4 separate regions of the Homo sapiens genome follow, and all the other regions are linked to region 2. A link is a contact called in ENCODE Hi-C or POLR2A ChIA-PET data. All regions are on one chromosome and are shown on one strand. The core of a region is the stretch at or near the end of the contact, and the rest is flanking DNA. Distances in the headings are between cores, read along the strand shown.

Evidence for each region. A loop is a pair of places that touch in the nucleus more often than their neighbours do. ChIA-PET counts read pairs that join two places held with the same protein, here RNA polymerase II (POLR2A). Pooled maps may share reads with other maps.
Region 1: a loop to region 2 is called in a map of endothelial cell of umbilical vein, with 11 times the contacts of the local background. The contact joins two enhancer-like sites. A Hi-C loop is called at or near these places in 1 of 168 maps with a recorded cell type or tissue (endothelial cell of umbilical vein), 4 of 37 single-sample maps with no recorded cell type and 6 of 50 pooled maps.
Region 3: a loop to region 2 is called in a map of endothelial cell of umbilical vein, with 12 times the contacts of the local background. The contact joins two enhancer-like sites. A Hi-C loop is called at or near these places in 1 of 168 maps with a recorded cell type or tissue (endothelial cell of umbilical vein), 1 of 37 single-sample maps with no recorded cell type and 5 of 50 pooled maps. POLR2A ChIA-PET finds 5 or more read pairs at or near these places in 3 of 52 experiments (H1, OCI-LY7 and activated naive CD4-positive, alpha-beta T cell).
Region 4: a loop to region 2 is called in a map of tibial artery, with 8 times the contacts of the local background. The contact joins two enhancer-like sites. A Hi-C loop is called at or near these places in 64 of 168 maps with a recorded cell type or tissue (A673, B cell, CD4-positive, alpha-beta T cell and 42 more), 35 of 37 single-sample maps with no recorded cell type and 48 of 50 pooled maps. POLR2A ChIA-PET finds 5 or more read pairs at or near these places in 1 of 52 experiments (activated naive CD4-positive, alpha-beta T cell).

What each region holds. Positions count from the first base shown.
Region 1 is chr1:66,370,098-66,372,797 of GRCh38, forward strand. PDE4B (phosphodiesterase 4B) reads left to right here. Exons shown (of 17, transcript NM_002600.4): 17 at 2,216-2,700. The coding sequence ends at 2,581. Among named protein-coding and RNA genes, the nearest start is that of SGIP1, 160 kb to the right of the region's middle. Within about 2 kb of position 1,279, at least 14 of the 41 ENCODE cell types and tissues checked have a DNase peak (open chromatin) inside an H3K27ac peak, as active enhancers do; they include endothelial cell of umbilical vein, where a contact is called at or near this core.
Region 2 is chr1:66,727,879-66,730,578 of GRCh38, forward strand. It overlaps SGIP1 (SH3GL interacting endocytic adaptor 1), which reads left to right. Exons shown (of 25, transcript NM_032291.4): 20 at 1,386-1,541. Among named protein-coding and RNA genes, the nearest start is that of DYNLT5, 23 kb to the right of the region's middle. Within about 2 kb of position 1,418, at least 2 of the 41 ENCODE cell types and tissues checked have a DNase peak (open chromatin) inside an H3K27ac peak, as active enhancers do; they include A673 and endothelial cell of umbilical vein, where a contact is called at or near this core.
Region 3 is chr1:66,335,266-66,338,034 of GRCh38, forward strand. The region is part of intron 8 of PDE4B (phosphodiesterase 4B); the gene reads left to right. Among named protein-coding and RNA genes, the nearest start is that of SGIP1, 200 kb to the right of the region's middle. RefSeq lists enhancers at 1,671-1,720, 1,781-1,830. Within about 2 kb of position 1,471, at least 32 of the 41 ENCODE cell types and tissues checked have a DNase peak (open chromatin) inside an H3K27ac peak, as active enhancers do; they include endothelial cell of umbilical vein, where a contact is called at or near this core.
Region 4 is chr1:66,246,189-66,248,888 of GRCh38, forward strand. It overlaps PDE4B (phosphodiesterase 4B), which reads left to right. Exons shown (of 17, transcript NM_002600.4): 4 at 1,272-1,466. Among named protein-coding and RNA genes, the nearest start is that of PDE4B-AS1, 200 kb to the left of the region's middle. Within about 2 kb of position 1,388, at least 4 of the 41 ENCODE cell types and tissues checked have a DNase peak (open chromatin) inside an H3K27ac peak, as active enhancers do; they include A673, where a contact is called at or near this core.

The DNA.
Region 1 (2,700 bases), core at 29-2,528, 360 kb before region 2:
CTGAGATTGTGCCACTGCATTCCAGCCTGGGCAACAGAGCAAGACTCTATCTCAAAAAAAAAAAAAAAAAAAAAAAAAAAAGAAAGAAATCTGTGAAAGTGCTCTGAAGTCTAATATACTGTAAAAATGCAAGTTAACATTGTTAATGAGGGTTAATTCGAATAGCCCAAAGGCTTAAGTGGAACAAGATATGAATCAGTAAGGAGGAATAACACCCTTTTATTAATAGCAGTGATGTTTTATGTTTATATGATGTTCTGTGGAGCATTTCACACATTTTCCATACATTATCTTACTTGGATCCCCAAACAGCCTTGCAAGATAGATAAAGTAGATATTTCCCCAGCATGTCAGGTGCAAAGCTGTCCTCTTGGTCCACTACAGCAGCTCTCTCATCCAAAGCTCTTCACTCTCCATCTTAGGGACAGGTCTTCCTGTTGCCATGACATCGTTATCCACTCTGGTATTTCCCACCAATGGGCTCTGCTGAACACTGTCTGATTGGCCCAGCAGTAAAGCTCTTTACTGGGTGCTCTCAGGATTCATACAGCTCTCTCGTCCTGTGATCTAGGGAATAAATAACTAGCAGCTACCTTTCAAAAACATTCTCAGCATTTCTTAGCAGAAGCAAAACAAGCGAAGAAAGGAAATGACTGCACTGTGTTCAGCTTATTCAATTTTCTCCATTACCTTGAGCTTGTTATTTTGGGTCCCTGGAAAACACCTTGAAAATAGTCTCTAACATTCATTAAGCACACATAAAGAAGTAAAAGGGAGGGAAAAGGAGTGGGTGGAAGTGAGAGAAATATCTGAATCATGTACGGTTGAGTTTTTGTAACCAGTATAGATCAGAGATTCCCTGACTTTGCTGTGAAACTTCCTTTTTAAGGCTAGGAAAGCACCAGAAAGAAGAAGAATAAGAAAATATATATATATCATACATATATATATACACACATCATACATATATATATATATATATACACACACATCATACTATATATATATATATATATATATATATATATATATATATAATTTTATTTATGAAAGAATCACATATGACCAAAGTTCTTGTGTACAGTACAACTTGGATGTATTAAATGACTGGCCAATTACCAACATGTTAATAAAGGAAAGTTTCCAGTAGTGTGGAAAGAGACCTATATAATGTCCCATGGGTGGGTGCCCTTTGACCATCTACCCCTAAATCCCAATGCAGCATCTCTGTAGCTCCCCAGACCATGGCAGGGGAATTCCCTTCCCTCATTCAACTAGTGCCTGTTCTTTCTCTCTACTTGTCCCCACCCCCAGTGTTTCCTGTTTGTCCAACAATGAGGAGGCCAGCGTAAGGCCACACTGCTAGCTCATGCAGGATGCATAGCCCCTGAGTAAACCATAACAGAGCCATAAGCCTGGTATTTAATCACAGGAACATCAGCAAAAGGAACTGCTTAATTGTTTTTTATTTTCCCTTCTTTCACCTGTTGGAAATGACTGCGTGCTCTGTAGATCCAAAACAATTGCATGGATGTCCACCGAGGGGATATGTGTTTCTTTCAGGGCTCAAAGTATTTTCACGTGTTTCATCAAACTCCTCTACCAGCCAAAAGCATTCCACAGAACTTGAGAAATTCCAGAGTAGTCAGGAGCCAGCTCCTCATCACTTTGGAATAGCAACATATTTTAAAGTTAACAAGGAAAAAATATTGAGTCAAAACACGTTAGACCTGGGCCTGCCTTCTTCAGAAAATGACTCACAGAATCCAAGTAGTGGCAAAGTCATTCTTTGTCTTTGGGTCCCTGGAAATCATGAGGATTCCATCCAGACTTCTTATCTGGCGCACATAAAAGGAAATGCAGTCTGTTGTAGCAAGATGAACACGGGCTTTGGAATCAGATGAAGCTGGGACTGAGTCCCAGCTCCACCAGTCACTAGTTATGTGACCTCTGACAAGATATTTAATCTCAATAAGTCGTAGTTTCTGCCTTTGTAAATAGTAAACAGCAATACTTACCTTCCAGGATTAAGAGAGAATACATCGATTGCATTCAGTGTAAGACCCACTGTATTGTGAGTGCCCAAATCATGGAATCCATTATGATTGATCTTTCTGAAGTTATTAATGTTCTTTCTTTGCATGGAAACCAGGAAACCTTGTTTACTTTTCAAGCACCATCACAATAACAGATGTGTCATCTTATTTTTCTCCAGGTTGGTTTCATCGACTACATTGTCCATCCATTGTGGGAGACATGGGCAGATTTGGTACAGCCTGATGCTCAGGACATTCTCGATACCTTAGAAGATAACAGGAACTGGTATCAGAGCATGATACCTCAAAGTCCCTCACCACCACTGGACGAGCAGAACAGGGACTGCCAGGGTCTGATGGAGAAGTTTCAGTTTGAACTGACTCTCGATGAGGAAGATTCTGAAGGACCTGAGAAGGAGGGAGAGGGACACAGCTATTTCAGCAGCACAAAGACGCTTTGTGTGATTGATCCAGAAAACAGAGATTCCCTGGGAGAGACTGACATAGACATTGCAACAGAAGACAAGTCCCCCGTGGATACATAATCCCCCTCTCCCTGTGGAGATGAACATTCTATCCTTGATGAGCATGCCAGCTATGTGGTAGGGCCAGCCCACCATGGGGGCCAAGACCTGCACAGGACAAGGGCCACCTGGCCTTTCAG
Region 2 (2,700 bases), core at 168-2,667:
AGATTACAAAAAGGGATTGCAAAAAAGCATAAGAAAACTTTCAGGGATGATGGAAATGTTCATTTTCTTAATTGTATGATGATTTTACATCATATAATCTCATGGAGTTTTACACTGTATATAAGTTCAGTTTATTATATATCAATTATATCTTCATAAAGCCTTTTTTAAAAAAAAAGAATTGTTTTTCCTTCCACGCTATCATCCCATTGTGTTAACTTATATGACTGAGTTTACAATTTTGACCAAATAGACAAATTAATGGAATGAAGAACTAGTTAAGTGCAAGGCAAAAACTTTACCTCATGAGTACATAAAACAACATGCTAAAGGCATTACTCATGTTACTCGAAGAGCTAAGTAAGACAAGTCCAGGAAATAATGTGATAACATTGTACAATATACTATCTTCAAATATGCTGCCAAAGATTCAGAAATCAAAGTGAGGGAGAACCACCAGAGTAGAGGATTCTATTCATGAGGTGAAGCTATAGACTTCTACAGAAAGAGAAAAGCTGTACTTTTCTTCTTACATTTCAAAACACATAAAACAAAATAGTCACTTTTTAAAATAAGTGCTGACCATTGAGTTCTCAGATAAGTTAGAAATGATACACTGCTGGTGAGAGTGTAAATTAATTCAACCATTGTAGAAAATAGTGTGGTGATTCCTCAAAGAACTAAAAACAGAACTACCCTTTGACCCAGAGATCCCATTACCGGTTATATTCCCAAAGAAATATAAATCATTCTATCATCAAGACACATGCATTGGTATGTTCATTGCAGTACTCTTCACAATAGCTAAGACACAGAGTCAACCTAAACGGCCATCAATGATAGACTAGATAAAGAAAATGTGTTACATATACACCATGGAATACTATGCAGCCATAAAAAAAGAATGAGATCATGTCCTTTGCAGGAACATGGATGGAACTGGAGGCCATTATCCTTCCCAAACCAACACAGGAACAGAAAAACAAACACCACATGTTCTCACTTATAAGTGGGAGCTGAATAATGAGAACATGTTGACAGAAAGAGAGGAACAAAAGAAACTAGGGCCTGCTTGAGGGAGGAGGATGGGAGAAGAGAAAAGTTCAGAAAAAAAAAACTGTCAAATACTATGCTTAGTACCCAGGTGACAAAATAATCTGTACACCAAACCCCCAAGTCACATGTTTACCTATATAACAAACCTGCACATGTACCCCTGAACCTAAAATAGAAGTTAAAGTATTTTTTAATGGAATTGTAAGAGCCTGCCTTTTATCTCTTCTGCTATTTAACATTGCCTCATAAATTGTTTTTCACAGCAGTTTTGATTCAGTGTATTGACATGGATTTTCTCTCTCTTTCCTCTCTGTGTTTTGATATGCCAGATGTATCGTTAAGATTACCGGAGAAATGGTGTTGTCATTTCCTGCTGGCATCACCAGACACTTTGCCAACAACCCGTCCCCAGCTGCTCTGACTTTTCGGGTGATAAATTTCAGCAGGTTAGAACACGTCCTGCCAAACCCCCAACTTCTCTGCTGGTAAATATGATTTTGCATAAATTTTTCAGAGATACATGTGGCTTAGTACTTTGTACTTAGATGAGGGATATATCTTAGCAACAGGGTCGCACTATAGTGAAATTACCACCACTCAGATATATTTGTAGATTCAAGCACAGAACTTTTACCAGCTATCAAAATTTGTTGTGGGTGGTTGTGTGTGAATGTGTGACTGCATATGCATATACGTGTTTTAATGGCCAACTATCTCAAGTGGTTAGAGAGACAGGGTAAGAAAATCTGTATCAGCAACAGTTTGTTCATCGTCTGTTTTACTCATTATCAACAGACAGTGGATGACAATGGTGGGAAATGAGCCAAATAACAAGAATAAAATCCTTTCATTGTATGAGCATCTTTTTATTTTTATTTTATTTTTGAGATAGAGTCTTGCTCTGTTGCCTAGGCTGGAGTGCAGTGGCACCATCTCAGCTCTCTGCAACCTCCGCCTCCTGGGTTCAAGTGGTTCTCCTGCCTCAGCCTCCCAAGTAGCTGAGATTACAGGCGCCCACCACCACACCTGGCTAATTTTTGTATTTTTAGTAGAGATGGGGTTTCGCCATGTTGGCCAGGCTGGTCTCAAACTACTGACCTCAAGTGATCTGCCTGCCTTGGCCTCCCAAAGTGCTGGGATTACAGCCATGAGCCACCACGCCTGGCCTTCTTTTTAAATCAATTGTGTGTGTAGGTGTGACTGTGCATGTGCATATGCATAATAAAGACATCAAATTCAGGTTTAATAGTTAATACAATTTCATTGTAATGATCATTGTTTTGATGGAATTTTACATGTATGACATAAAAGAAACTTATGCAAATATGTTTATATCAATGTAATTTTTCACATTTTCTAACTATTAAACCTGAATTTGATGTCTTTATTATGCATATGCACAGTCACACAAACCCACATGCATGCATGCTATTAAAATGATCAATTATACAAGTTAATTATTTGCAGTGAATGAGCTGAAAGAAGTCTTCTTGACAGCTTCTCCATCAAGTCCTGATGTTCATCTACAAACCTCTCTCTGAAGTGGCCACTTTTTTCTTTACTGCCACCTCCCTTGTCCAAGTGACCACTGTCTTTTCCCCATACCACTGCAATTGCCTTCTCTCCCTGAATCCAATCTTGCCC
Region 3 (2,769 bases), core at 221-2,720, 390 kb before region 2:
GTTTCAGCTACGTGGCCACTAAGTTTTGTTTGCAATGTCTGATCTTAAGAACAGCGATAGGTGAAATTGTGTTATGCTGAGGGGTATTTGGGAATTACATAAGTGCAGTCTACATGCAACTGGTAGAGAGTTAACTGTGTTTGGTGGAGGAAAAGCAAGCATCTTTCATCTTTACTTCATCTAGGTAGGGTTGTGCTTTTTTAGTTTGTTTGTTTTCCTTAATCCTTTAAATTTTGAAGAAAACTGAGTGATTCAAATCTCCTAAAAGACTTTCTCAAATGTACTTCATAGCCTAGAGAGTTAGCTAAGAAACATCGTCCTCTGTTTGGCCCAAATTTCTCTGATCCCTTAATGCTGGCCACAGTCCAGATGGAATTCCAGAATTTTAGAGAATGGTGCTGCCAGGTAGGTTAGTCTTGTAAATTATTTTCCTCCAAGAATTACTAGAAGATGGAATAAGTTCAGCAGAAGTTTTACAAGGCAATGGTATTGTTATTTAAGATGAAAAGGATGGCTAGTGAACCTCCTGCCAGCTGCCCAAATTCGATTAGACATGTTAGAGCTAGCCGTTTTGCTTAACAACAGATTGCCTTCTTAGAATTGTTCATTAATTTTGTGTTTCAATTTTCATCACCTCCTGAATTAGAAGAATTGTCTTACACTTCAGCAAAATGCATCAGAGCATGAGTTCCTCAGTGGCAAAACAGTCAGATGTTTTGAAAACAGGATGCTTTGGCTCTCCATTATAAAAAGAGGAACGGAAAGAGAAACAGTATAGAAAGGAAGAAAGCAAATAGCCTCAGCAGGGTCCCCAGCCCAACAACGGCATAAACAGTGACCTATCTTCCTGACCTTCACTGTGGCTCAGTTCCTGACCTCGTGTCACCAAAGCCAACCAACGTCATTAGAGGAGGATAGGAGGAATGGCGCAGCTGCTGTGAGGGTGACTACAATTTCCTGTCTCCTTCCTGACAGACGCAGTCAGTAAAGTACAGGGTTGCAACAACAGTGGCTGAGGAAGGACCAACCCAGAACAATCCCAGGGAGGCGTAATTGTGACTGGCGGGGAATGGGGAGGTGTTCCTTCCCTCATTGTACTGAGAAACCTAGTCTTTCACCTAGAATTTTCAGGTGAAAAACGTCAAAAGGGTCATTCTTACCCAGAATGCTAAATGTTTTTCAAAAGATGAACATACTGTGGTATTCAGAAAAGCTATATTCAAGCAACTAGTCACTGTCTTCACTTCCCCCACAAACGCCCTCCACTGTCCTTTTCATTCTCCATTGGTTTGGCTCTGGGGCTGTTTTATATGCAGAACAAAGGTTGGGTGCTGCTGGGTGAAAATGGATATTCTGTTGTTGAAGAGTGGCCCTGTGTATTAGTACTTTTTTTTTAGAATGAAGCATTAGGACTTAGCACTTGAGTAAATGTTTGCTAAGATAGAAATGGAAGATAGATGGTCCTTCTTCTCTTAAGGCATTGTGAAGTCGGCTACAGATAACCATCATGAGGAAGTGAGTCCTCCTGGCTATGCAGGCTTATTTTTCCAGTTCTTCAGGTGCAGCCATACTACAGTACTAAACATGGAGCACAAAGGCAACTAATTGCCAGTGCTCTTGGGTTTGCAGGATAAAGTCACACTATTCTACCAGGCCCCGAGCCAGCTGGGAATTAGGCTGCATGACACTGGATGGTGATCATGACAGGCTGATTGCCCTAATGAGGGGTGAACCATTTTGTATTTAACTAAATAATCAATAACTATGGAAAATGCCAGCTCCTGCAGAACTGACAGGAAATAGATCTTACTGGCCAATGGATTCATCTTAGAACTCTGTAAGAGAGAGGGTAGACAGGCGCTCAGTCCTTGAAAGGAATATTCATGCCACTTTTGCCTAAAATGTAATGATATGATTACAGCAGTGCCGCCCTTAGCATAAGATGCATCCATTTGCTGGGCCCTGTGCTGTAATCAGAGGGCCTTAGCCTGGCCTTCCTTCTGCTGCCCTCCACCCAAGGAAGTAAGGAGTTGGCCGGGCCAAGGGAGCAGCTTTGCTCCCCTCTCTAAACTACATTTTGCATCTGCTGGACCCCCACATTCTCTGTCCAAATGGCTTTGAACCCACTTCCCGGCCACACAAGCCTCTTCCTGGGATGTGCTGCAGGCATACACACCCTTAGGCCTAAGGAGTTTAACCAAGAGGCAGCAATGAGAGGTGTGAAGAGACTTGTGTAGGAGGAACTTGGGTAAGCAGGCTGCGGTCCAGGGCTCACGACGGCTGCTCACAGGTCCCTGGAGATGGAAGGACATGGGGAAAGAGGAGGGCCAACCCATATCCAAGGAGTTCAAGAATTCTAAATTCAACCTGACCTTCCAGGCTGTTATGGAGGGATATCTGTCAAGGTAAAGGAGATAGCTCAATGTATATCTTTGTATATTTAGACTTACAGTGTGTGGCCCCACACATGTTAGAGGTGACCCTGGATTAGAGGGCAGAATAGAATTAAAATCAGTTCTGGTAGCCAGGTGGGCACTCACACATTTTTTTGGTTCAACTTTTCTCTCTTTACTGCTCAGATTTATATAGACTAAATTATGGAGGGAGCAAAATAAAGTGAAAAGAGCCTAGGAATAAGCCATGAGTTTGAGTTCTAGCCCTGCCTTTACTTAGGTATAGTAATATAGACAATAAAACTATTTGGAATCTTTCCATATTCTCTTCTATAAAACAAAATAATTGGAAAAGACCCAGCTCTTCAGTTTATTG
Region 4 (2,700 bases), core at 138-2,637, 480 kb before region 2:
AGCCTCATTTACCTCAAATGTAGAGTAGGATCATTTTATATACTTCACAGGGTTGTTAGGAGTAAATGGAATAATGTATTGGGAAGCACTTTGTAAAGTGAAGAAATATAAGCAAAATCCACCCAAAGTGAGCTGGTTGTAAGAACTAGTGAAAGGAAAGAACCAAGAATGTAGACATAAATCATGGCCGCTGAATTGGTATACAGGAAATTCACTGTTGTGGTCTAATTTGAAAAAAGGAGCATCCTCAGCCCCATATCTTTTGTTCACCATCTCTCTGCAAAGCTTTAGCTGGGGAGCAGTGAGAGTTCTGGAGAAATACTAGGGAAGAGGATTACTGTCAATTTGAGGCTAAGAGAGATTGTGTGTGCAGGAAAAAATGCATATGTAATGATAAAGGAGAATGTGAAAAGGGCACAGTGCCCAGGGAAATACCAGGAGCGTGGATACAGAAAACAAGAGACAAAATCTCTACTGCTCCCGTCTGTGTGTTCATTGATCAGAGCATGTTCAAATAATTCTGGGCTTGAGGGCACCTTTCTAGAGTGACGAAGACCGATAGGAAACCTCATGACACTCCTCTGTGGGAGCCAGTGAATGCATCCTCCCCCAGAGACAAAGCTCTGCAGCCTTGGAGAGTAATTTGGTGTTAGCAGATTAATTAAGTCATTTTCTGTGGTTAAATTTGCAGATGAATATTAAATCTCAGGCTGGGCCTCCCATCTAATAACCCAGTGGAGGTTGTCAGGATAACACTTTGTTCCTGAAACATTTAGAAATACGTGTATTGTATATTTAATGAGACTGTGATATTTATTCATGACAGGAAGAAGTCTTCCAGACAGGAAGACTTTACTCATGTGATAGTTCAGGGTCTGACACCTAGAGCTGTGCTGAATGCCCCCTCTAAAGTTGCTTATTATCACCAAGTTGTTGTATGCCTGGCACCAACGCCGAATTTGTCCAAGTTACTCATGTCACTGAAAGGCCATGGAGTTTGCTCCTGGGTTCAAATTCTGGCTCCATTATTTGCTAATGGTGGGCATGGGTAAATAACTGAACTTCAGTGCGACTCAGTTTCCTATACATAACATGAAAATAATAATGACTGCAACTCTAAGCTGTGTTGAGGATGAAAACTTTCCATAGTACATACAGTTTTATGTAAAATGCTTAGTGTATAGTACCTGCCACACGTTGGTTCTCAGTGTATACTATGTGTCCTCCTCCATGGTTATCATGTGACCAGAGTTTCCCACTTTCTCTTTAAGCTTTGATGTGGAAAATGGCCCTTCCCCAGGTCGGAGTCCACTGGATCCCCAGGCCAGCTCTTCCGCTGGGCTGGTACTTCACGCCACCTTTCCTGGGCACAGCCAGCGCAGAGAGTCATTTCTCTACAGATCAGACAGCGACTATGACTTGTCACCAAAGGCGATGTCGAGAAACTCTTCTCTTCCAAGCGAGCAGTAAGTACAAGCTCTGTCTGGCTTCCAGTTTCACATTTACCTCATCTCTACCCAGGTCACAGTGGCAGCAACAACAATTCCCCATTAATCTATGGTAAGGATGAAGGAAGAAAATGAATATGAGCAGGGGTGACGTGATGACCATTTTAAGGACATTAATGCTCTATAGCATGCGGAATATGTAGCTGGGGTCTCCAAGGGTTTTGGAAAACCTAGACACAGTGTTTACTTTACATCTTTTACTGATACCTTAAAAAAATTATTTTGCTTCATTTCCTGAACTGTTGAGTCATTTATGGCATGAGAACCTTAACACTTTTTATACATCACACTTGAAATTTCAGCTGTGTGTGCAGTTTTCATGAGGCTCCAGCAAAGAGGAAAAATGGTGATTGGTTATATGCATGCTGTCTCAGTAGCCTTTGCTTGGTGACTTTAATAAGATGTCATTCAGACACATGCCTGTGTCCCTTCTCTGAAACTTTAACACAATGCCCACTTGTTGCCTGGCTCCTTGGTGAGACACAACACACTCCACCGCCCTGTAAAGCACTGCTGATATTTTTGTTTTGCCGCTATTAATTGTAAATCTCTAAATTTTATTTAAAGAACAAGATCTAGGTTGTGTCACCCATTTATTAAATTTCCAAAACCAAATAAAATTGGATTCTGGAATTCATGCCTTAAAAGGTTTCTGGGCACAGATACAATTGTTTTTATATTATATGTCATAAAAGTATCAGTAGCTCCCTAAGGTCTCCAGTTTGGAAAATTCCACTCTGTTCTCTTCTGCTATTGGAAGGGAAGTCAAAAATTTCACCCTCTGGTGAAAGGGGGAATTTTGAAGCTACCAGCAAAAAAATATTCCTTGAGGCATTTCTGCCAGCACATTTTAATAGACGCACCCCTGCCCTAAAATATCTCAATCATTGTGTGGGCCCAAATTCATTTTTCAGTCATTTGGCAAAATTTACTGATTCTCTCCTTTGTGCCACACATTGTGTCAATCTCTGGTGATAAAAGACAAACAAAACAGTGTAAAAATCACAGATGAGTTAAAAGCATATCTCATTCTCAAAAAATGTGCATGCTGTCAGGGAGGTTACAGCTAAATAAGAAAGATAAGAGGAACACACACATACAAACATAACAGAGTGAAAGGAAATAACATTTAATGAGCACTTCCCATGGAGCCGAGCTCATGTTCTTATGTTATCTCTGTTAATCTGTCAGG